Regions from separate parts of the Mus musculus genome. Here regions 1 and 3 are each linked to region 2. Evidence: chromatin loops called from intact Hi-C (ENCODE). Cell type or tissue: heart. All regions are shown on one strand. Each heading gives the region's core, and the rest is flanking DNA. Links, peaks and the distances in the headings are about the cores only.

Region 1 (8,085 bases), core at 1,461-6,460, 240 kb after region 2:
TTGCTAAGCATAGGTCTCCTGCCTTCCTTCTTCAGGACAATGCCCTTAGGCCAGAACGTTGTTCTTGGCCAGGGAAAAGTATGGTTCCAGGACAGGCTTGAGCTGGTGGTGGCAGACTCCTTGAAAAGGAAAGGACAATCAGAGCGGGAAAGAGTCGCTAGGTAGAGGACACTCTGCTCCATCTATCCAGTTAGGTGGCTGGCAGAACTGGCTTTCTGTAGATCCTTACAGAAAGCATTCTCCTACTTTCTACTTACCCACAGAAGTTAATTTTCTCACATCTCTGGAAGTGGGGCTGGGCGGGGCAAAAACTATAGCCATCTACAGGCCAAAATCAAGATATGGGTGGGCTGCACTCCTTCTGTGGGTTGGAGGTGAGGAGAGTCTGGTCTCTTTTGCCTCAAGTGACTCCAAGTACGGCATAGTTTATGCAGAGCTAGAGGTCCCTGCCTCAGTGGGCACAGTGTCTTCTGGTCTGTCTGTCAGCCGTGTCCGTGTGTCTTCCTCTTGCAAGGACATTCGTGGTGGTGTTCACCCTCCACAGGGGTCATCAAAGTTATCCTTCCAACTCAGGATGCTTAATGTGGCCACAGGTCTGAGGGATTAGAATATGGATGTTTGGGGCTCCATTAGTCACTACCCCCAAAGGGCTCATCAAGAAGGGACACACTGAGGCACACACTGATGGGCAGCATAGTATTAGATTCCCTTCTGGAAACTCTAGATTCCCAGCGTTTGAATTCCCTGTCTCTGACTACTGTCTCCACATGAATAGAGGCCCAGGACAGGCACGGTCAGCTCTGTTTTTATCCATTTCGATATTCAGAGCCAGGGTTCTTGTGGACCCCAGGCTTCTCCTTCCTGCCCCCACCTTCCCCCTGGCGCCGCGTGGGAGGCCCTGGCTTTGAGACAGAAGAGTCTGACCTCGCAGCGAGAGCTCTGCTTTCTTGTCACTGTGTGAGAGAAGCATCTCTCTCCTGCACAGGCTGCTCAGCCCCAAAGTGTGGGAGGCTGCAAGACTCTAAATCCCCTGCCCGCCCGCCCACGGAAACAGCTGGGTCCTGGGTGCATCCTGTGGACTTAACTCCTTCCAGACCTGTGGACCCTCCCTTTGGGCTGAGCTGAGAAGAGGCGGAGGCCTCTTCAGGGCCAAGCAGGGTTTCTGCAGCTGTATGCGATGCTGGCAGTTGGCCCTGGTACTGTTTATTGAGGGAACTTGAGACTGACCCTCCTGCCCAAAGTCAGGAAGGAATGGGCGAGTTAACTCTTGGTATGGGCCACAGCAATATGGGCGTGGCCTGGGGCACAGGAGCCTCCTTTGCAGCTATTGCTAGCGCCCCCCTCCCCCCATCCCCGGCTGGCCCGTTGTTCTGAGCCAGAGTATGGGGATTCTGGGTTAAACACTGTACCAGCTGGCCATGCCCTGTGCACGTGCACATACACGCACGCAGGCGCACGCACCTGCCCCAGGGCAGGGCTGCTGACAGTAAGCTGCTTGCCTAACCCTCTCCGTGCAGGATGGGCGCTGTCCAGGGAGCAGGGGCTGTGGTTCTTTGTCTTTGGCAGATACTAAATTCTCTATAAATGATTCAATGGATACTCACAGCTTCCAGCTCCTTCAAGCAGTTTCTCCTCTTTTTTTTTCTCCCCAACTCCTTCCCTTCCTGTCTCCCTATGTAGCCCAGGCTAGCTCCAGATGCTGAGTTCTCCTGCCTCTGCCTGCTGAGTGCTGAGACTACAGCTGTGCACTACCAAGACTGCTTTAACATGAAGTGGTTTCCCCACCTGGTCCTGGGGATCAAACCCAGAGTCTTACACTTGCTAGGAATGTGCTTTGCAACTGTGCTACACGCTTAGCTCCCCTTTCTGCATCTTCTTTAATTTTTAAAAAGTTAATTAACTCATTTTTCTTTGCATGTATATGGGCAAATGCATCTCTCTCTCTCTCTCTCTCTCTCTCTCTCTCTCTCTCTCTCTCTCTCTCTCTTTCTCTCTTAAAAGACAACTTGCATGGGTTGGTTTTCTTTTCTGCCACATGGGTCCCTAGACTCAAGCTCAGGTTGTCCCACTTGGCAGCAAGCTCCTTTATCTGCTGAGCCATCTTGTCAGTCCCATTTGGCCTCCTCTGACATCATATTTATATGATGCTAGATTATTGGTCACCTGCCATCCTCAGATACCCCATGAAGCTGAGTAATAATAGTATCTTACTGAATGTTGCATGTGGGTTAGAGCTGCTGGGCATCTGATATGAATTACTAACTGGTTAATTAGAAAAAGATAGCAAACTAATAAGGAGCGGCTGGATTGTGGAGATAAGCGAGCAGAGGCCATGCATAACACTAGACATGTCGGGTGGAGAACAGATCCTAGTAAATATCTGGGAGGAAGAAGACTCTAAGAGCCATAAGAAGTCTGAGTTGCGGTGATCCAGACACCACACGGTGGAATGGGCATAAGCATGGTGAGCCAGGCCTGGCCCTGGTGGGCTCTGAGCCGCCTGTCCCTCAGGCCACAACAGAAACACAATAGTTCAAGAGAGCCCTCTCAAGATGGGACAGCCGGTGCCAGGCTGCCCAGCAGGACAAGGAATCTTTGTGCAGGCTTCAGCCTTTAGATCCTGCTCCACCCTCCCTGGCCCTGGGGGGTTTGGGGAATGGCAGTGGTTGGAGGTTCAGATCCTGAAGAGGCTGCTGAAGAGGCTCATCCTGTGTGACTTGTGCTGGGACTGGGGTCACCTGGAGGTCTCCAGGGAGCCAGAATGGATCTGGGAACAAGCTCTGGTCACTGGAGCCTGGGGGAGGTGGGCGTGCGTTTGTAGCTTTCCTTGGACAGAAATGTTAACGTTTCTACATAGTTTTCCTTTGATCCCCACAATGACCCCCTGGAGATGAGTACAGGATGATTAACCACACTGACAGGTGGGAAAACAGATCCAAAGAGAGGAAAGTTCCCCCCGGGGCTATCTAGAGAGAAGAAAAGGATGCTCTGGGGCCATAAAGCACTGGGTGTGGGTTTGGGAGTTGAGCAAAGAACAGTTTGCTAAAGCCTTTTATGTTCAAGAGCCCAGAGTCACCTGGGGTGGGAGCCAGGACTTTATCTACTGTGATGGTCACGATGTTTCATTGTGCATTTGATCCCTCTCCTTCCTCACCGTCATCCATCCATCCATCCATCCATCCATCCATCCATCCATCCATCCATCCATCGAGGGCAGTCTCCTGGGAACCTGGGCCAAGTCATCAACATTCTAGGGAAAAAGAGGTGCTGAAAGCCGCAGCAGGGAAGCCCAAGGGCCACGGGGACAGCCCAAATCCACTCAGCTTTTCCTTGAAATTCCACACACCCTGGGCGTTTGGCAGGAGCCTGGAATGTACTTCATCGGAACAATTTGTCTTTCATGGTCCATTTGCATCAATCAGCCCATTGTTCTATGCCTTTGCCTGGACCACTCTGGCTAGCTGTGGCCTTCCTGTGCTTGTGGGTGGACCGGTTAGGAGACACGGAGCGCACGCATATGGGGAGGAGCGACCCCTGGTGGTCCGACCTGTAAACACACAAGTTCCCTGGCTGAGCGTTTCCCAGTGTGATTTTCCCTGACTCCTGGAAACAATGAGAGAGAAATACTTTGGGAGCTTCGAAGGTATAAATAACGCAGGTAAGCCAGGCACCTGATGAAACAGAGGGCGCTGTTATGGGGGGGGGGGCTGTACACATGCCCAAGCCCCGCAATGCATGCCGGGATTGCCTCAAGTGTCTGTGGCTGGCCATCCTCTTTGGGCCTAGAGCTTTATTAATAAAAGGAACGAGTGTGGACAGGAAGACAATTTCTAATACTGCTAAAACCCCAACCATAGAAGATTCTTCCGGGTTTGAATTCTAGATCTACTAGTTATCAGCTAGTTGTCAGCTAGTCACCCCATGAGCTTTCGTATCTCCATCTTGTGAAATGAGGAGAGCAACCTTTAGTGCCTGTTATGTTGGATTTTATGTTTGGGAGTTACTGTTCTTTGCTAATATTTCTTTGTAATTATATAAATCAGTTGTGGGAGTCGGGGTCATCTGTAACAGGCAGAGTGTTGGACAATTCTAATTGTTGGAAGCACACACACATTTCCTACGGAGTACAAGGTGACTCTCCGGCCTCACAGCCTGTGAGACTTTTTTTGTTCACTTTTATATGTATGAGCCTTTTGCCTGAGGATATATATGTATGCCTAGTGTGTACCTGCTTTCTACAGAAGTTAAAAGAAAGTATCCCTCAGAACTGGGTGCTGGGAATTGAACCTGGGTCTTCTTTAAGAGCAACAAGCACTCCTAGTGGCTGAGTCAGCTTTCCAGTCCCAACAAGTGTTCTCTCAAAGTTTATGTAGTGCCATGGGGGGGGTATATTTATGCTTTTTGTTAGTGATCTTACAAATCATTATCAAGTATAGTACTCTGAGGTTCCTAAGTACTAACAGACTGCAATATGCCTCATGGACAAAGTATATAAGATAGATCATTTTCATGGAGGGGTGCACTATTTGCTGTTGCCTATGAATTCGATGTTAATGGGCAGTGTGTATTCAATATGGTGTCTTTAAACAGAAATGCCCTCGGTACATGCTATGAATTCATTTGTTGATATCAGATTGTGTCCAGGGGCTCCTGGGTACCGAACCCTATGTTTCTCCTAAGAGCAAAGGGTCTCTGTTTGCTGACTGAGTGTGCAGGGTACCATAACTACTGCAAATATGAAACAGTTATAGTTATTTCCCAACATGTCAACTGTGCAGTTGCCGCTGCCCCCCCCCCCGTGACTGTCTACCTCCTGAAGCCTCTGACTCTTATGTGGGCCTTAGAATCCCCATGTGCCTAGGAATGAGAGTCTCAAGTAAGCCTACTCAGGGACATTCAGCCCCGCTCCTCTGCTCCTGCCTGGGACTTCCTTCATGAATGCTTAGTTCATGGGGTTCCAGTCAAAGGCCAGCACGGCTCTCGGTGACTCACAAAGGCTCTTTTTACTGAAGTGACCTCATCAGATCCTCTCAACAATAGCAGGGTGGTGGCATCCCGGCTCCGATCTATGGATGAGCCTGGAGTTCACCGAGGCTATGTAAGCAGCCCAAGGTCATCCAGTTTGCTGGCAGCGAGTTGAAGTTCATTGTCTTTCCACCATGAAGCATAGACGCTCTGGAGGAGGTAGGAGCCAGACCTTGTTATTGATGCTTCACTGTGAACAGTGGCCGGGAGCAGGAGTGATAAACATCTCAGCGCCCACTCTCCAGCCTCTGCCTCTGCTTGCAGCTCCCTCACTCCTCCCACCGTCCTGGACCTGCAATCCCCATGGGAAACTCTGAGTTACCTACGTCACCGTCTTAGCCACTGTCCTAAGATCCAGCTCTCATGCTCCTGCATTCTGAGAGCACACGGGATGCGCTTGTCAACATTCATGGAGGCATGGAAATCCACTGTCAGAAGAGAGCCGATGCTTTGTCTGAGGGTAAGCGCCCTTTCTGGTTGACAGCCAGCCAGCCGCCTTTTTGTTATAGCTACACAGTCAAGAAAAAAAAAATCCTTGTCTTTCTCAAGTCTGTTCTATAAGGGTACCAATCCTGCCCACCAGCCACCCCCAACCCCATCTTCTCCCAGAACTCCATCTCCCGGTAGGGGTTAGATGAATATACAGAACTTTCATTTTTTTCTTTTTGTTTTTTTGTTTTGTTTTTGTTTTTGTTTTGTTCTGTTTTGTTTTTTTCGAGACAGGGTTTCTCTGTGTAGCCTTGAATCCTGCCTTTGCCTCCCAAGTGCTGGGATTAAAGTCATGTGCCACCACGCCCGGCTCATTCTTCTTTTTTTTATGTTTATTTATTTATTTTATGTATATGAGTACACTGTAGCTGTCTTCAGACACACCAGAAGAGAGCATTGGATTCCATTACAGATGGTTGTGAGCTGCCATGTGGTTGCTGGGATTTGAACTCAGGACCTCCAGAAGGGCAGTCAGGGCTCTTAACCACTGAGCCATCTCTCCAACCCAGAACTTTCATTCTTAGCAGGCCCTTCATGCTCCTGAGCCAGAGAAGGCCAGGCATGGGCGGAACACACTTCACTGCTCACACTCTCTGTCACTGGCTTCCATTGTCTTCTGTTTCAGTCAGCTACTCTAACTTCCTTCCTGAGAAAGCCACGGCCTCTGGGATGCGAATGCCCTTCATTTCCTGGTGCCCTGCGTGCTTCCAGCTTCCCTCATTCCTCACCTAGGGACTTTATTCCCAGTGTGCTTTTTTTCTTTCCAGCTCGTTCTTTTACAAGAAATTACTATGACCAAATAAACATAGTAAAATTTACCTATGATCATGGTGGCCTGTACTTGTAATCCTGGCACTTGGGTAAAGAAAGGCGTGAGGATTATGAGTTCAAGGCCAGCCTTAGTGATGTGGCAGGGTCAGCCTGGGCCATAAGAGGCCCTGTCTCAATACTCAGAACAACTGCATGAATAAATGAATGAACATTGCCATGTTGATCATAGCTAAGGGTAATGTCACTTTCAGGGACGTTAAGAACATTCACTCTGGGGTGTGACGGTCAGCAGTATTAGTCTACAGCACTAATTGTCTGGCAAAACGGAAGCTCTGATAGAGCACCCACCTCCACCCCTTTTAGCTCTAGAAGCCTCCCTTCCATGTTCTGCCTGCTGAATTCGACTACTCTGGGAACCCCACAGAAGGGGACCCACGTAGCATTTGTCTTTGTGTGACTTTTTTTCCCCAATAGTATTGTCAACGTTCACCCATGTTGTCGCTGCTGTCAGACGCTCCTCCTTTTTGAGGGTGGAACCTGATTCCATTGTGTGCACATGCCATATTGTGCTGGCCCATTTCTCTGTCACTGGATCTCCAGCTGCCGTGAATCATGCGGTAATGGGAAGGAGTGTGCGGATATCCTACTTTCAAATCTTTGTGTTGACGTTTTGAGACAGTGCCTCGCTCGCTCAATAATAGCCCAGCCTGGCCTCAATCCTCCTGCCTCTTCCTCCCAGAACTGAGGGATTACAGGTGTGTACCGCCGTGGCTGACTCTACTTTCGAATGTTTTGGGTATACATGTCCCAAAGTGGAATTCCTGTATCACACAATCCATTTCAATTTTTTAAATAAAAATTTTAAATGTTATGTGTCCGAGTGTCTGCTTACAGGTATGTATGTGTGTCACACGTGTGCCTGGCACCTGATGAGATCACATGAGAGTGTCAGATGCCCTTGAACTGGAGTTACAGTTATATCTAGATCCCACCACATGAGTGCTGAGAACTGAGACCCAGTCCTCTCCAAGCAGCCAGGTTTCAGTGGGAGAATCTCTCCCCAGCCCCTGGTAACTTTGTTTTTCAGATGTGAGGCTCTGCTATGCTGTTTTCTGCATGACTACCCCATTGTCCTTCCACCAACAACGCACAGGTTCCGTTTCCTCCACATCCTTTCCTCTGAGCCATCCGATGAGCGGTCCCCAGTTTTTGTCTGAGACATTATCTCTATATGGGTCAGGCTGGGCTTGAACTTGTAACCAGTTTGCTGACTCTGTCTCCAGGGTGCTGAGCTCACAGGTATGTGTTGCCGCACCAGGCTGCCATGCAGTTTTGATTTGCATTTCCAAAATGGATGGTGAAGTTGGACATTTTTTTTAATGTGTTTATTGGCCATCTACATAGCTTCTCTGGAGAAATGTATCAGTCTGTTCAAATGCTTTAATCTGTGCGGGGCGGCCATGAAGTTGTCTGCTCCATTTCATACTTATGTACGAGCTTTTCCAGAGCCACCTTTTGCTTTTGCTTTTATTTATTTTGTGATGTTATGGATCACATCTGGGGCCTTATGCATTACAAACAAGGGCTCTACTACTGATCTACATCGCCAGCCTTATTTAAATTTTTAATTACCATTTCATATGTTTAATGTTACTGTATTACTCATTCTATATTGCTCATATACAGATGAATATTTATATGTGAATATTATATACATAGATCTCATATATATGTTTATATATGAGAGCAAGGGAGAGAGCATGCTCAGGCTGACCTGAAACTTGCTATGTGGCCCAGGAT
Region 2 (8,085 bases), core at 1,772-6,771:
CAAGGTTCTGGAAATGGCTTGGCCCAGTCCTGCGTATCATAGAGGTGGGAGGCCAAGGTGCAGGAGCACAGCCATCTAGGGATGGCAGAGAGACTAAGAGTGATCTGCAGACCCCAGGGTAGGCTTAGAGAGGCAAGAAGGCTTGATTTAACGGGAATGGCCGGATCTGTTCAGTGCCCTGGCTGGGATTCTCCAGAAGCGGCTACACCCTAAAGCTCCATGGGTGCCTCAGCAGTGGCCCCTAGTGGCCAGATACAGTATGACACCTTACATTTCCACAGCTGGGTCTGCTCTGTGTGTGTGTGTGTGTGTGTGTGTGTGTGTGTGTGTGTGGTATGTATGTGTGTGTGGGTGATAGTTATACTTCTGATCTCCAAGTAAATTTTCCATGCTTAGCCTTTATTAAGTTATATTTTCCAAAGAACTCACCCTACCCCTTACCCTCGCCCCTCTGTGCCCTGTTCTACCCCAGCATCCAGCCTCTCTCTCACTGTCTGCAGTGAGAATGAAGATCTGGGAAGGGATGGAGCCATTCAAAGCACTAGCGATTTGTGATGACATTAACATTACCTAAAACATTATTCTCCTGGTTATGTCCCGATGTCTTGGAGGCTGCCTCTCCGTGTCTCGGTCAACCCTGTGGTCTCAGGATGTGGTCTGGGAGGAAAATGCTGAGGTCTGTCAAAGACGGAGGAGTCTCTTCCTACTGTTCAGGATGTTTCCAACCTATGTGAGACCTCTGTGCACGTTACAGCTAAGCTTTTGCAGAGCACATCATGGCTCCCAGGATATGTGTGTGTGTGTGTGTGTGTGTGTGTGTGTGTGTGTGTATCATGTGTGTCTGAGGAGTCTCACTACAGATCATCAGTCAAATACACTTGACACACAGGTGCATGCACACAGTAATGCCGGAGCCCCATGTTTGCCCCATGTGAGGCAGGACGCTAAACATATGACTTTGTGGTATTTCATTTGATTCGTTATATTTGTCTGGATTCCAACTCCCCTATTCTTTCCATTATAATACCTTGCCTCAGAATATGCACATCTCACCAAGGTGTGTCCATACAGTCTTCTACAATCCTGCAGATACACACATGGAGTGGTTTGGGCGGTTCTACCTCCCATTGTGAGACAGGAAGGTGACTAAGACATTCATGAGGAAAAGAGGCAGTCTGCATCTGAGAAGGAAAGGTCCAGGGTGTGTGTGTGTGTGTGTGTGTGTGTGTGTGTGTGTGTGTGTGTATGTGATGTGAACAGATTCCTTCTACCTGCCCGGCATCAGACAAGGGGAACAGGCCTCCCAAGAATGCTAAGACAAGGTTTCCTGCTAAGCTAAAGAGCTGGACACCGGGGAGAAACGGACTTTCACTGTGGTGTCAAGAACATAGATCTTAGGCCGGTAGCTGTGGCTCACTAATTTAATCTGAGCATTCGAGAGGCAGAGGCCAGCAGAACTCTGAGTTTGGGGTCAGTCTGGTCTACAGAGTGAGTTTCAGGACAGCCAGGGCTACACAGAGAAACCCTGTCTCAAACTGACAAGCAAACAACAAAAACAACACAGTTTTTAGTATCAAGAAGAAAACCCAAAGATGGCCTAGTCGGCCATCACTGCAAAGAGAGGCCCATTGGACTTGCAAACTTTATATGCCCCAGTACAGGGGAACGCCAGGGCCAAAAAGGGGCAGTGGGTGGGTAGGGGAGTGGAGGGGGTGGGTATGGGGGACTTTTGGTATAGCATTGGAAATGAAAATGAGCTAAATACCTAATAAAAAATGGAAAAAAAAAAGAAAAAAAGAAAACCCACCATCTAGGTCCACCCACTGCCTCTCCGCAGCCGGGCTGGCCCTGAACAGGTTACTTCATCTTGCTACCGGTTTGCTTTCTGCTAAATAGAGAGTGGAATGACCTCACTGCAGCGAGGCTTAAGGGCCTAGCTCACTATCACACTTAGTGTAGAGCCTGGCACACAGCAAACTGCCTGGACAGACAGCTGGGATCGACCTGGCAGAAGGCAGAAGTGGGCAGACAGCGAGGCTGAAGCGCCCCACACTCGGCCACCAACCAACAGGTGGGAGCCTGTTTTCTTTTGCTGAGGCCTTAACACCTGGACCTAGTAGCATCTGAGGTATACTCAGCAAACCTCGCTGCTGCACCAGCAAGCCTGACTAGCTGCTTTTCTCAGGGCTAGTCCTGCCTGTGGGATGCACTTAGCTATAGGGACTTGCTTGAACCAGAAGGCTAAGCTGTAAGATCATACTGGACAGTGAACCTCCAGTTCAGGGTAAAAGCCCCAACAGATTCAGGCAAGTTCTAGAAGGAGGAGGCTCAGGGGGATCCATCACCCAGTAGTCAGGTTTCCCCACGATCTGTGAGGTTTTAATTATTAGCCAGCAATTAAGTAAACTGCAATAACTTTTGACTATTGAAGCTTTAATTACCTTCACCAATGTTTCAGAACCCATAAGCCATGTAGCTCAGGGGAGGGTAACTGAAAACTAGCTTGGAGCTGCACCTTCCCTCTACAAAGGCTTTTACTGTGAATGGTTGGGTGAGGCACAGGCCCCCAGGAGGGACGGAAGTGAGCCAAGAGAGGGCTTGAAAGCATTTGCCACCCTCTCACATTAAGGACGGGAAATGACCTCTCCTCTGAGCCCACAGAGGGGACTCAGGGCTGCCGTGACTCCTGGCGTGGGCTCTTTTTCTCACTGTCCAGTGCTGTGGGCTGAGACGCTCAGCTGTATCTACAGAAGAGGTAAGTCACAGCCAGAATTAACCACAGGGGATGGTCTGGGCCTTGATCCATGTAGAAATCCAGGCCAGCCTAAACGACCTGGAAACAGGAAGCACTGGGCCTCTCCATGTCTGTTTCTCTCTCACACACACATATCAACAACTCTTCAGAGGAAGAAAATTCCCTAACCCTATTTGATCCCCAGTACAGGAGTCTGATCTTTAAATTCTGGAAATCTATCACAATTTTGGCTGAAAACAAACAAACAAACAAACCCCAAAAAACAAGATTCCAGCCCTAGCCAGAAGGCCACTTTGTCCCAGGACTCACTGCAACAATGGAAAGACACTGGGGAGTTGCACACACAGCTGCCAGGACCTGTTGAGCAGTACTTTGTGTTTCAGTGGGTCAGATGTCTCTGGGAATTGGAATCTTTTTCTCCCCTCTCCTCCACTCAAAGACACAAATCTACCCACTCCGGCAAGAGCAGGCCAGGCTGGCCACCCCCAGGTTCATCCCAGGGTGCCCAGAGGCTCAGGGTTAAGCTCGGCAGTTCTGTGGGATCTGCACCAGTCACCTTGGACTGGATTCATCCCCACCCCCTGTAAACGCTGACTCGGGCACAGTAGCCGGGAAAGCTAACAATTGACAAGTGACCTGTGACACGGATCTCCCCTGCTCGAGGATAGAGCCCAGAACCTTGTCTGAGGGGCAACTCCACCCTCTTTCCTCACCCCTTCCCAAATCATCTGCTGACCTCAGAGGTCCTAGAAGGGGGCAGGGTGGGTGGGCCTCCATGCCAGAGACACCCACTGTCGCGGAGAAGGCAGGCAGGCAGGAAACTATTTATTCTGTTCCTAATCTCGTCATTTCTCTCTTCCTCCCACTTAAGTCACAATACAGGAGGCAGCTGACACGGAACCCCGCAGTGCAGCAAACCCTGTGCACCCCTGCTCCCCAAAGGAGCTCCCAGGCTTTTCCTCTTTACCTTAGAGAACCCTGAACCTACTCAGTCAAGGGGCTGCCTGGAGTTCTCCTGATGGGTGAAACATCACGAGGCACCAGACAGAGCCAGGACAAAAAAAAAAAAAAAAAAAAAAAAAAAAAAAAGCAAACGCACTGGCTATATGGGGCCATTAGACAAAAACTAGAGCTACAAACAAACTTGGGCCTAAATAAGAGAAGGATGTATATAGGCAGCTACAGCCTGGAATTTTCCAGGCAGGGGTCTCCCCAGTTCATGTGCAGTTTTGATTTTCTTTTCTTTTTCGTTTTTTTTCTTTTTCCTTTTAAAGATTTATTTATTTATTATATGTAAGTACACTGTAGCTGTCTTGAGATGCGCCAGAAGAGGGCATCAGATCTCATTACAGGTGGTTGTGATCCACCATGTGGTTGCTGGGATTTGAACTCAGGACCTTGGGAAGAGCAGTCAGTGCTCTTAACCTCTGAGCCATCTCTCCAGCCCCACCCCCCCAGTTTTGATTTTCATTGAGGTAAAAGTCCCAAGGGAACACCATCAACCGGCTGTGGAACTTGGGTAAATGACTTCTCCCCGGGCCCCAGTTTCCTGATCTGTAAGTAAGGGAGCGGTGTAGTTGACTAAGCTCTGCCAGTGTGGTCCTGTGACTTTGTGCTAGGCTGAGGTCTGTATAATGCTCAACCCGAGAGTTTTTGGTTTAGCCGGCTGGAGGTGGCTCCGGAAAAATCTGCTGCGTTGCCAGCTCCAAAATCAGGTGCTGTGACCAGAGGGTTGTCCTACTTTGCATTTGTGTAAACGTTGCGAGAACAGGAGACCCGACAAAGCACCAGAGCTCAACACCCCCACATCCCCACTCAAAGTGATGGAGAAACACTGCTGGCACAAGTCAGCTCTCTGCTCTCTTTCCGGAAACACAGCCACCAAAATCTTGCCAGGTCTTTGGGACTTGTTGCAGAGAACAACCACACGGGGGTGCTATGGGTCCTTAGCCGCCTGCAGCCTCCCTTTGCATTGATGCCGCAATGCTGTAAGAAGGGCAGCTGTCTAGCTCTCAGGGCTTGGGAGAAGTTGCCCAAAGGCCTCTCCCTCTGAATTCTGCTTAGGATTGCTTCTTTCCAGGCGCTGCACTCCTGGGGCAGACATTCTTCGTAACCCCCAGTCCCCACCCTGGCTAGGTTAGCACATTTGGAGAAGAGCCCAGAGTTTGCAGCATTGATTTTGCTACACCATCTACCCAGGTGCATGCCCTGTTCCTAGTGGACCACTTTAAGAGCAGGGCCTGGCTTACCCAGTAGGCTCTGGAGACCCACAGACTCCCCTGGCAAGCTCATATTCAGAGCCAAAGTTTGAGAGAGAATCCAGCTTGCCTTTCAAAACAATGAGCAACCTGGAGACCTGTGTGGGGTCCGAGTCTGTTCTCTGGAGGTCTCATTTCTGCTCTTTTGCAGTGTGCTTGGGCGGGTGGCTTTCTGGAAGAGGAAGGAGGACAGACTCCTTCCATTATGACCCCCATCAGGATCCTTTTGGGAAGAGAGGAGGTCTCTGCAGTGAGCTGAAGGCAGAAAGCTCGCTGCAATGGTGTGCAGCTCAGCTTCACTCTGCAGCCTTTGGCAAAGAACTTGGGGAGTAAGCTTACAGGACCAGGGGACAGCTACTTCTCAATGGCTCACACTTGGGGAAGGCTTTGCTAGATCCAGGACAATTAGACCAGAAGAGGACCCTGTTTGGAATAACTGTTGTAAGGTCAGTTTGCCTGTCTGTCTGTCCTTCCTTCCCTCCCTCTCTCCGTCTCTCTTTGTTTTGTTTGTTTGTTTGTTTTTGAGACTGGATTTCTCTGTGCAGCCCGGGCTGTCCTAGAACCTACTGGGCAGACCAGGCTGGCCTCCAACTCAGAGATCCACCTGCCTCTACCTTCTGAGTGCTGGGATTAAAGGCCTGTGCTGCAGCTGCTGCCACCACCACCTGGCTAGGTCTATTTTTTTCTATTACAATTCTAAAAAAATTCCTCCCACCCCTTTTCCTTTGAACACCAGGTAACAGGGTAAGAGAGGATTCTGAAGATTTGACACTAGACTGGGCTTGTGAGCAGGTCTCCGGCAGAGGAGACAGTCTGCCTGTCTCAGACACTGGGGCAGGTCGCTGCTAAGGGCAAGCATGGGATCTCCTGCCCGGTGAACCTCAAGGTTTACCTTTACTGGAAATGCTTCCTATTTTAACAATGCCCAGAGCCTTCCTGTGACACCCTGCGCTGAAGATGATGAGGTCTCTTGTGCAGCAGCTTCTGGGAACAGGGAATGGTTGTTATAGCAACAGTTTACACAGCAGAGAGCCATCTGCAGGGAGTCAGAAGAAGAGGAGAGGGGCTGGGATCAGGCATGCAGAGCACTGGAAGAGGCCTGGGGGATTTCTGGCTGTGACCCCAGTAATCCTAGGTGGTGGCGAACTCTTCTGTCTCTGATACCAGGTACTGTCCTAGAGGCTTTATGGATATGAACCCTGTTTGGTTGCAGGACACGCCTGGGCCAGTCTATTTATTACCCCCGATTTCATAGCTGAGAAAACCAGAGTTCATGGCAGCTGAGACTGCTGCCCAGGATGACACAGCAGCACATGGCAAAGCCAAAATGTGAAAGCAGATGGTCTAGCCTCGTCCAATCCTGGCACCACGAGCTAGAGAGGGTGAGATATGCAGACGAGGCTCAATCACACGCCATAAAGTCCACTTTTTAAAATATATGATTCCATGGCTTCCAGCATGTCTGTACATCATCACTCATGTAATTTTATCACCCCCAGTGTATGGCCTGTACACTAAGCACACACCTGCCATCCTCTCCTTCCTCTAACTCTGGCAAATGCTAGTCTGCCTTCTGACTCTGTAGGTCCACCTACTCAGGATCCTTCACACAAACAGAATCACACACCTTTGTGGTTTCTGTCACTCTGCACTGCCTTCCAAGTTGGTCTACGCTGTAGTATGTTTCACCCCTCTGTTCCTTTTCATGGCTGAATAATATTCTACGGTGTGGATAATATTTGCTTATCTAGCCATCATTTGATGGACATTGGCTTCATCTTTATTTTTTGCCCAGTATGAATAATGCTGCCATGAAAGTCACATATGTGTTGACGTCTGCTTCTCTTTCTCTTGAGTGTATGCTTAGGCGTATACGTGTTATATTCCTAATGTGCTTAGGATCATGTGGTAGTTGTGTGTTTAACACTTTGAGGAACGGCTACACTGTCATCTAAGGTGTCTGTATGCTGTCTCTTTCTGGCTTCTGCCCAGCCTCAGCAACACTTGCTACTGTCTATCACACCTTGGCCAGCCCAGTGTGCCAGGCTATCTCACCATAGATCCAATATGTGTTTTTTGTTTTGTTTTGTTTTTTTCTGATTTAAGAATGTTGAACACCTTTTATATTTGAGCTAGCTAAGGTGTAATTCCCTCAACGGCATTAGCCACACTTTCAAGTTCTCGACAGTGACCTTGCCACGTTGGCTACATAACCATTGCAGCCTAGCCACAAAGCATTCCTGGAAGTGCTAGGCACTGTGTGACATGTCAGAGTCCGTTGGAATGAGGCTGTGTAATGCCACCAGCTCTTTCTCCAGAAGTCTCACACACCCCCTGCCCTGAGCCTCCCTTCATTCCTCCAGAATCAGCCCCCTGGGTGGGATTACATCGTGTGTCCCAGCTTTTGCACACAATCCAGTCCATTATACGGGTGCGCCCATCTTCAGGTTCTCAGGGTTCTCACACTGGGAGCCAAAGTGGGTCAGACATAAACTTGCCAAGAGCATGACTAGATCTAGTGGCAATCAGGAGCAGAAGCTAAAACCTAGCTAAATATGTGGCTGCCTTTCATGTAGCTCCACCCCCAGGACGGGGCCTTTCTCCCTCAGACCTGTTCCTATAAGATGCCACCCTTCCTCCCAGAACCTGTCAGTGGCAATGACTCTGTCAAGATGGCAAAGCTGTGGCCCTCAGACCAGGCCTGACAATGGAGGGTGTAGGACTGATTTTAAAGATTCTGAGGGAGAAAGCTGAGGGTAAAATTTGGGCTTTGTAGGGTTGCCCCAGAAAAAGGGGATGCCCCCAGCCATGGAAGCTATTCACCCCTCCAGCTCCCTGAACCCAATACCACCCACACAGCATCTGATGCGACCTCAGCCTTGATGCTAACTGACATTGGTGCAGGGATGCTTCCCAGAGGACTGTAGTTCCTGGGACCGCCTTCTGTGTTGCAGATCCTCAGCCACCATCACTGGGGGGAGGACTTTTGGATTCAGCCATCTGTCACCACCTCCAGGGTGACCCTCAATGCCTTAGATAAAGGCTTAGGAGCGCCCACCTACCCCCTCCCAG
Region 3 (8,085 bases), core at 1,461-6,460, 370 kb before region 2:
ATCAGCTGGGTTCTTGACGGTTCTTTTTTTTTTTTTTTAAGATTTATTTTTATTTATTTATTTATTTATTTATTTATTTATTTATTTATTTATTATATGAAATGAAAGTACATTGTAGCTGTCTTCAGACACTCCAGAAGAGGGAGTCAGATCTCGTTACGGATGGTTGTGAGCCACCATGTGGTTGCTGGGATTTGAACTCTGGACCTTCGGAAGAGCAGTCGGGTGCTCTTACCCACTGAGCCATCTCACCAGCCCTCTTGACGGTTCTTAATATGTTTCGTGGGGCAGTGCTGTTGTGATCTCAAGTTCAAATTTTAAGATTTGTGGTAGTCTTAATAACTATGTAGTTGACACAAGTTCAAACATGGAGTTGACTCCATAGCCTTTGAACTCAATGCTGGTCTCAGCAGGCAAGAGCCCATTCCTTGCCTTCTAGCCACACAGACTCCCAAAGGAAAGCAGCTACAAGGAAAAATTCCAAACACGACACTCTAGGATGGCGGCATATCTTAGTGGGAGTCCTCGCCTAGCATGTTTGAGGCCCTGGGTTTTGTCTCCAGCACTGGAACTACATGAAAACAAAACCAATAATAATAATAATAATAATAATATGAAATTAAAATTATGAAAGTGTGGTCAAGAGAAAGGAAATAGAGATGTAAATCAATGATTACACCTTGGCCTGGCAGATGCAGTGAAAGGCGGGGTCAAGGTACAGGGCAGAGTCCGAGGATCCTGGGGCTGTCTGGAAGGCTGGAAGTTCTCTGAAGCAAAACGACTTTGGAGTGAAGCCTTAAAGGCTCCTAAGAGATGGACAGAAAGATGCTCCAGGCAGAAGATACAGCACACAAATGGCAGGGTCCTGAAAGTGGGTGGTGTTCCTGCCAGACAGCAATAATTCACAGGAGGATGGGATGCTAGGGAAATGGAGAGCAGGGCAATGGGGTTGGGGCAAGAATCACCAGATAAAGGAGCAAGAAGGCTTTTGTATGCTAGACCAAGGAGTTCAGACACTGTGGTGCGCACCTTTAATCCCAGCACTTAGGAAGCAGAGGCAGGCAGATCTCTGAGTTCAACTCTGGTCTACAGAGAGAATTCCAGGATAGCCACTGCCACACAGAGAAACCCTGACTCTAAAACAAAACAAAAAGATGTTATCCCAGAGGCAAGGGAGAATATTACACACTGTCACAAAGAAGAGCATTGACTTGACCAGGTAACTTTCAAGGGGGCCAGGATGGGCAGCAGATTCCCAACAGCACAAGCAGGTATTGTTTCCAGGAGAGCCTGCAACACTGAGGGGTTCACTGCAGGGAGTGTGGGAGGTATCAAGGCTGAGGGAACGGACTCTGCCCGTCCATTTCTGCAGGACAGACCTTCTGGATACCAGTGGAAATCTATGCCGGAGCACTGGGATGTTGATTTCTGCAGCTAAGGAGAACGGCCAAAGCAAACAGGACACAGGGCTGACTGGGAGCTATTTACACAGTCCACTGGCAAGCATTAACTGACCACTGCTACCAAGACTTTCAATCTGAAAGCAGCTTTCCCAGAAGACTTCCTGACCAGGAAACTTGCCACCCTACCCAGTAGGTCCCGACATGCTGTGTAAAACTAGGGGTTCCAGGAGAAAAAGAGTAGGAGGAGGAGGAGACAAAGAGAAAGATAGGAGAGTCTGTCCTCTGCTGAGGAGTCTTGGGGAGCTGCCAGAGCTCTGTCTGAAGTCTGGCATGCCAGCCAGCAGCCCAGCTTCATCACCACCACGACCCAGATTATGTCATCAGGAAAAGGACACTTGGACCCCACAGGAATCCTGTGTCTTCGGGAAACTTAAGAGAAGCGCTAAGGCCCCGCCCCGAGCACCACATGCTCTTCCGTGCTCAGAACCAGCCAGGCTCTTCTAATCCTCCCGGAGAACTGCTCCAGGAACCTGCCCCAGAACCACTCTGGTCTTTTTGTCTTTCCCATGACCTTAAACGGCTGCGCTGCGACTAAAATCCTCCACCTTCTTTCTGCCTTATGCTGCCTTATGCTGTAGCTAGTTGGGTGAAGGGGAGTCATCGTTATTTGTACTAAGCATTCCCCAAGTACCAGGCTCTGTCCTAAACACTCATGATTACCAGGTAGCCTTTACTTCATTACACGGGCTCAGAGAGATAAAGAAACCAGCTCAAGGACACTCAGCTAGGAAATGACCCAGACATCCGAAAGAAAGGTTTGACTCACAACCCTAAACCCCTCCCCTGCTCCTTTGTAGCTTGCAGGGCTGTAACAGCAAAGAGCTCAGAGATGATCTACGCCAGCCCTTTTACTTCTCAGACGTGGAAACGGAAGACCTGCGAGGCCAAGTCCCACGGCAACAGACTCGGGCAGCCACATCTATACTGTGCGATCCTAGCTTGCTTCACAGGCAGGTGCTGGAACCCAGATCGGTGGTTCTCAACCTGTGGGTCACGGCCCCTTTGGGGTTGAACGATCGTTTCACAGAGGTTACCTATGACCATTGGCAAACACAGGTGATCACACCATGATTCATAACCGCAGCAAAATTTGTTACAAAGTAGCGATGGGCCGGGCATGGTGGCGCATGCCTTTAATCCCGGCACTCCGGAGGCAGAGGCAGGTGGATTTCTGAGTTCGAGGCCAGCCTGGTCTACAAAGTGAGGTCCAGGACAGCCAGGGCTATACAGAGAAACCCTGTCTCGAGAAACCAAAAAAAAAAAAAAAAAAGTAGCGATGGGATAATTTTATGGCTGGGGGAGGGGGGGCCACCACAGTGAGGAACTATATTAAAGGGTCTTGGCACTAGGAAGTTGAGAACCGCTGGGCTAGATCTTAGCACAGGGCTGATGGAAGCCAGAGTTAGGCCTCTGCTTTTCTTTCATATTCACACATATTTTTCATTCATTCTATATTCTAGCCCATCCTGCTTCACATTGTGCTTGCATATGCTAGACACTCCGTGTAGTTTGAGCTGGAAGACGACTCAGTGGGTAAGAGAGCTAAGAATGTGAGTTCCAGGGGCTGGTGAGATGCCGCAGTGGTTAAGAGCACTGACTGCTCTGACTGCTTTTCCGGAGGTCATGAGTTCAAGTCCCAGCAACCACATGGTGGCTCACAACCATCTGTGATGGGATCTGATGCCCTCTTCTGGCCTGTAGGTGTACATGCAGACAGGACGCTGTATACATAATAAATAAATACATTTTTTTTAAAAAATGAGTTCCAATCGATGGCACTTGTCTTGCAAAGGACTTGGGTTCAATTCCCAGAACCCACATAATGGCTGAGGAATGACATACATGCGTGCAAGTATTCACACACACAAAGTAAAGAAATATTTTTTTTTAATTGGGGGCTGGAGAAATGGCTCTGGTTAAGAGCACTGACTGCTCTTTCGAAGTTCCTGAGTTCAAATCCCAGCAACCACATGGTGGTTCACAACCATCTGTAATGACATCTGACACCCCCCCCCTTCCTGGTGTGTCTGAAGACAGATACAGTGACTTACATAAAAATAATAAATAAATCTTTTTTTTAAAAATGTGGCTCCATATACCCATAACTCCAGTGCCACGGGGCAGAGATAGAAAGATGTCTGTAGCTCTCTGGAGCCAGGCTAGCCTCTGGTTTACTGACAGTCCTTATCTCAAAGGAATAAGGCAGAGTGATGGAGCATGACACCCCATGTCTCCCTCTGAGTTTGTGTACACAGGCGCACACATTCATGAATGCACACACACACACACACACACACACACACACACACACTTCTTCAAATGCCTAAAAGGACATGCAATCTCCTTGCTGATTTCCAGTAAGACAGCTGAAATGCCAGAGGCCACTAGGTGGAACCAAATAATCAGAGTTGGAGACTAAGACAGCTCTCAAGCCTTGGTCCTCTCCTGTCCCCGGCCTTAGCTAGCCCACAGTACCCAAGTCCAGCCCACAGTTCTTGTGAGCTGCCTGCAGATCTGATCCAAACACAGATGGTGGTGGTACTGTGTGCTCACGGCTACCCAACACCTCCAGAGGGGCCACCTACCTGCAAAGTGCTCTCCACCCTCGGCTGCTTCTGGAAGCTTCCGGACCAGGCCGGAGGAGCACTTGCTTGGAGAACCCCAGAAAGGCACTGAAGGTGCAGAGCTGTAACAGCAAAGAGCTCAGAGATGATCTACGCCAGCCCTCTTACTTGGCTTACCTTAGCTCCTGCGTAATCTCCCCTTGACTCTCCATGATCCCAGGAATTCCCCGAGCTTCCACCTGGGAGTTTCCCCCACTGGTAGCTAAAGACTACATGCAACATGCTATGTAGGTGGGAGGGAGAGACTACATGCAACATGCTATGTAGGTGGGAGGGAGAGACTACATGCAACATGCTATGTAGGTGGGAGGGAGAGAGGGAAACAGAGACCGGGGCTCTCCCTGGCAATGAAGTAGGTGAGGACTCCTCACCAAAGAAAATAATACAAGCCCATATTTCACTGAGCAAATGCCACCTTGTACACGACTCGCAGCTGCTCAGTAGCTCAAGTGCTTAACCCTGCTTCGGCTCCTCACCCATAGCATGGGGCAGCAACAGGCTCCTGAGAAGTGGGAAGATCAAATCGGTGTGAATACTGGGGGTAATGTGGACTCACTTAAAAAAAAAAGATTTATTTATTTTATGTGTATGAGTTTTCACCTGCATGCATATATGTGTGCATATACACCTACATACATAATGTATGTGTGTGTGTGTGTGTGTATGTGTGTGTGCATGTGCACCATGTGCCACAGATCCCTTGGAACTGAAGTTATAGAATGAGCTGCCATGTGGGTACTGGGAATTGAACCCAGGTCCTCTAGAGGAGCAGCCAGTGCTCTTAACCTCTGAGCCATCTCTCCAGCCCATATGACTCACTAGCCACTAGCAAGAGAAAATTCACATCTTCCCTTGTGAGAGAGAGTGCTAGCTATGATTTTTCTTTAACAGGGCCAGAAATCAAAGCAGAAAGGCGGGAGACAGCTAAAATCGAGTATGACAGATTCTAACAGGGACATCCTGTTTCGAGAAGCCAAATAAACTAAAAAATAAAGAGCTAAAAGTTGCATATGTAGTTCATTTTACAAACATTTGTTGAGCACCTACTGTGTGTTGGGCTTTGCCCTGGCTGATCAGAGCCAGGGTGAGGCGCAGAGGAAGCCCTGGTGAAATTCACCTTTGAGCTGTGTGTGAGAGTGCGCGCCAGAACCAGGAGGATCAGCGCAAGTCTGAAGCAGCCTGGACTGTGTAGCAAATTTCCAGGCAGCCAAAGTACATCTAGGGACTAACATAAAGAGGGAGGTTGGAGAGATGGCTCAGTGGTTAAGGATGCTTGTTTTCTGTTCAGAGGACCTGAACAGATCAATGTTTAGTTCCCTGTACCTACTTCCGGTGACTAATGACAATCTGTAACTCCAGCTCCAGGGGCTCTAGCACCCTTTTCTGGCCTTTAAGGGCTCTGCACCCAGATGCACAAGCACAAATTCACATATAGACACACAAATAATTAAAAAAATAATAAATAAGTTTTCAAAATAAAAAGAGGGAACATGAGAATTGGGGTTCACCTTATTGTGAAGGATACGGCCACTAAAAAGCTGAATCTGCAAAACAGCCTAAAGGGTGGTGAAAGGCATGGAGGGAAAGGACAGGGACCCGAAAGCCCATGGGACCGCCTCACCCTTCACTTAATCGTTGGCGAGAAGTAGAGGTGCCTGGCTCTGAAGTCTCACAAGATGCTGTGACAGTAAGATGTGGTCACTGTGTGGCCTTTTATATATAAATGAAAAGGTTCGGCGCTGGGTTATGGCTTAGAGGGAAAGTAATTAGCCTGGAATGAACAATGTCCTGGCTTCCATCCCTAGCTTGCCAAAAATAAATAAATTAATTAATTAAAAAACAAAATCAAGCCGGGCATGGTGGCGCACGCCTTTAATCCCAGCACTCGGGAGGCAGAGGCAAGTGGATTTCTGAGTTCGAGGCTGGCCTGGTCTACAGAGTGAGTTCCAGGACAGCCAGGGCTATACAGAGAAACCCTGTCTCAAAAAACTAACTAACTAACTAACTAACTAACTAACTAACTAACTAACTAAATAACTAAATAACTAAATAACTAAATAACTAAATAAATAAATTCAAAATAGGGTAAATTTGGGATGGTTGTTTCTATTTTGGGGTGGAGTTTGTTTTTGTTTTTTGATGTAGATTTTCACTATGTAGCCTTGGCTGACCTGGAACTCGCTACGTAGACCAGGCTGACCTTAAACTTAGACATCTACTACCTCAGCGTCCCGTGCACTGGGATCAAAGGTGTGCACCACCATTCCTGGCAGAATTAAATAACACTTTAAATGGTAAGCCTTCTGTGATGATAACAGCTGGTACTTATCAACGTACAAGGGAGGGACAGAAACACCTGGCCATTTGCATGCAATATACATTTCCACGCCTCAGACTGCCCCAAGGGTGGGACCAGAGAGGGAACCAGGGGACTCTGATGTTCTGATTTAAACTGGGGTTCAAAATACACTCGTTAAATTTTCTTTTTATATTCAAACAGAAGGTCTCCTGTGCACAGCCCTAAGTAGGGCACGAAGGGAGGTACACTGGTCCTAGAAGAACCCAGACAATGGAGTTACCAAACATCTGGTGAACGTGATCCATGTCTTCCTATCTGGGTCCTCAGTGCCTGGCATTCAGGTAGATACTTAAAATGTTTAAGAGGACACATAAGGCAGCGTATCAGATAAAGGTGCTTGCCTCTAAGCCCAACAACCTGAGTTTCATTCCTGGGACCTACTTGGTAGAAGGAGAAAATCAATTCTTACCCATTGTCGGCTGATCGACACACTCACCGATGCACATGTGCCTATGTACACACACGTGCCTATATATGCAAAACATGTACACAGATTAATAAAATGCAACTAGAAGTATTTCTCAAAGCAAGTATGTATTGGGGGACTGGGATGTTGCTCAAACCATAGTGTTTGCCTAGGATGCTTGTTGCCTTCTAGCCTCAACTTTGTTAAAAAAAAAAAAAAAAAACTGTAACCAGGTGTGGTAATCCCAGCAGCTGGGAGACAGAGTCGAAGGTCAAAGGTCGCTCTCAGCCTCAGAGCATGTTAGAGACCAGCCTTAAAGACATGAAACTGGGTTTCCTTGGTGTTTTACTTTATTTATGTGTGTGTGTGCCTGCTTATCTGTATGTACAGCACATGTCTGCTCAAATAGGCTAGAAGTCAGCATTAGCTCCCTGGGAGCTGGAGTTTAAGCCATTGTAGCCACTTGACCTGCGTGCTAGAAACCAGACCTGGGTTCTTTGCAAGAGAAACAAAACAGGGTCTAATTTTGGAGAGCAAGTTGACCTGCAACTCACAAAGATTCACCTGCCTCTGCCTCCCAAGTGCTGCAGCTAAAGGCATGTGCTATTACACCCAGCCAGCAAATGCTTTTAAAGGCTGGGCCATCTCTCCAGCCCTGAAACTGTCTTTAAAAATCTCTAAAGGAGCTGGAGAGGTGGTACCCACATGGCTGCTCACAATTATCTGTAACTCCAGTTCAAGGGGATGCAACCCACATGTGTCATATAGACACATGTGATGGTGGAAAGGTTAGGGGGCTGGAGAGATGGCTCAGCGGGTAAGAGCACTGACTGTTCTTCCAGAGGTCTTGAGTTCAAATCCCAGCAACCACATGCTGGCTCACAACCACTGGTAATGAGATCTGATGCCCTCTTCTGGTGTGTCTGAAGACAGCTACAGTGTACTTAGATATAATAATAAATAAATCTTTAAAAAAAAAGGTTAAAAACATTTTAAAAGTAAAACTAAAAATATAAAACAAAAGTTTATTGAATGTGCATCATGTACCAGACACATGGCTACTTTTGCTGGCTAGGGTTTTTTATTGTTTTTTTTTTTTTTTAATTACTTTGACACAAGCCATGATCATCAGGGAAGAAGGAACCTCAACTGAGAAAATGCTTCCATCTCATTGACTTGTAGGCAAGACTGCGGATTGTTGTTGTTGTTGTTGTTTTTGGGTTTGTTTTTTGT

What was found. A loop is a pair of places that touch in the nucleus more often than their neighbours do. Peaks named below come from ENCODE experiments on the same cell type or tissue, not always from the same donor. Only the 100,000 strongest peaks of a DNase experiment are listed, where the experiment ranks them.
Region 1: a loop joins it to region 2, with 2.7 times the contacts of the local background. A loop is called at or near these places in 2 of 42 quality-filtered maps.
Region 3: it touches region 2 in a loop (3-fold over the local background); 4 of 42 quality-filtered maps call a loop at or near these places.

The regions. Positions count from the first base shown.
Region 1 is chr1:135,777,946-135,786,030 of GRCm38, forward strand. It overlaps a transcript of Tnni1 not described here. Among named protein-coding and RNA genes, the nearest start is that of Phlda3, 16 kb to the left of the region's middle. In heart, for the core only: a CTCF peak has its summit at 3,528 (motif pointing left); a DNase peak (open chromatin) is centred at 3,496; H3K4me3 peaks cover 6 bases; H3K27ac peaks cover 1,236 bases.
Region 2 is chr1:135,540,264-135,548,348 of GRCm38, forward strand. All of the region lies in intron 1 of Nav1 (neuron navigator 1), which reads right to left. Among named protein-coding and RNA genes, the nearest start is that of Gm32940, 32 kb to the left of the region's middle. In heart, for the core only: a CTCF peak has its summit at 4,688; DNase peaks (open chromatin) are centred at 2,758, 3,238 and 4,748; H3K27ac peaks cover 2,181 bases.
Region 3 is chr1:135,168,272-135,176,356 of GRCm38, forward strand. No RefSeq gene overlaps it. Among named protein-coding and RNA genes, the nearest start is that of Gpr37l1, 4.6 kb to the left of the region's middle. In heart, for the core only: CTCF peaks have their summits at 3,149 (motif pointing left) and 3,861 (motif pointing right); DNase peaks (open chromatin) are centred at 1,560 and 4,000; H3K27ac peaks cover 298 bases; H3K27me3 peaks cover 2,110 bases.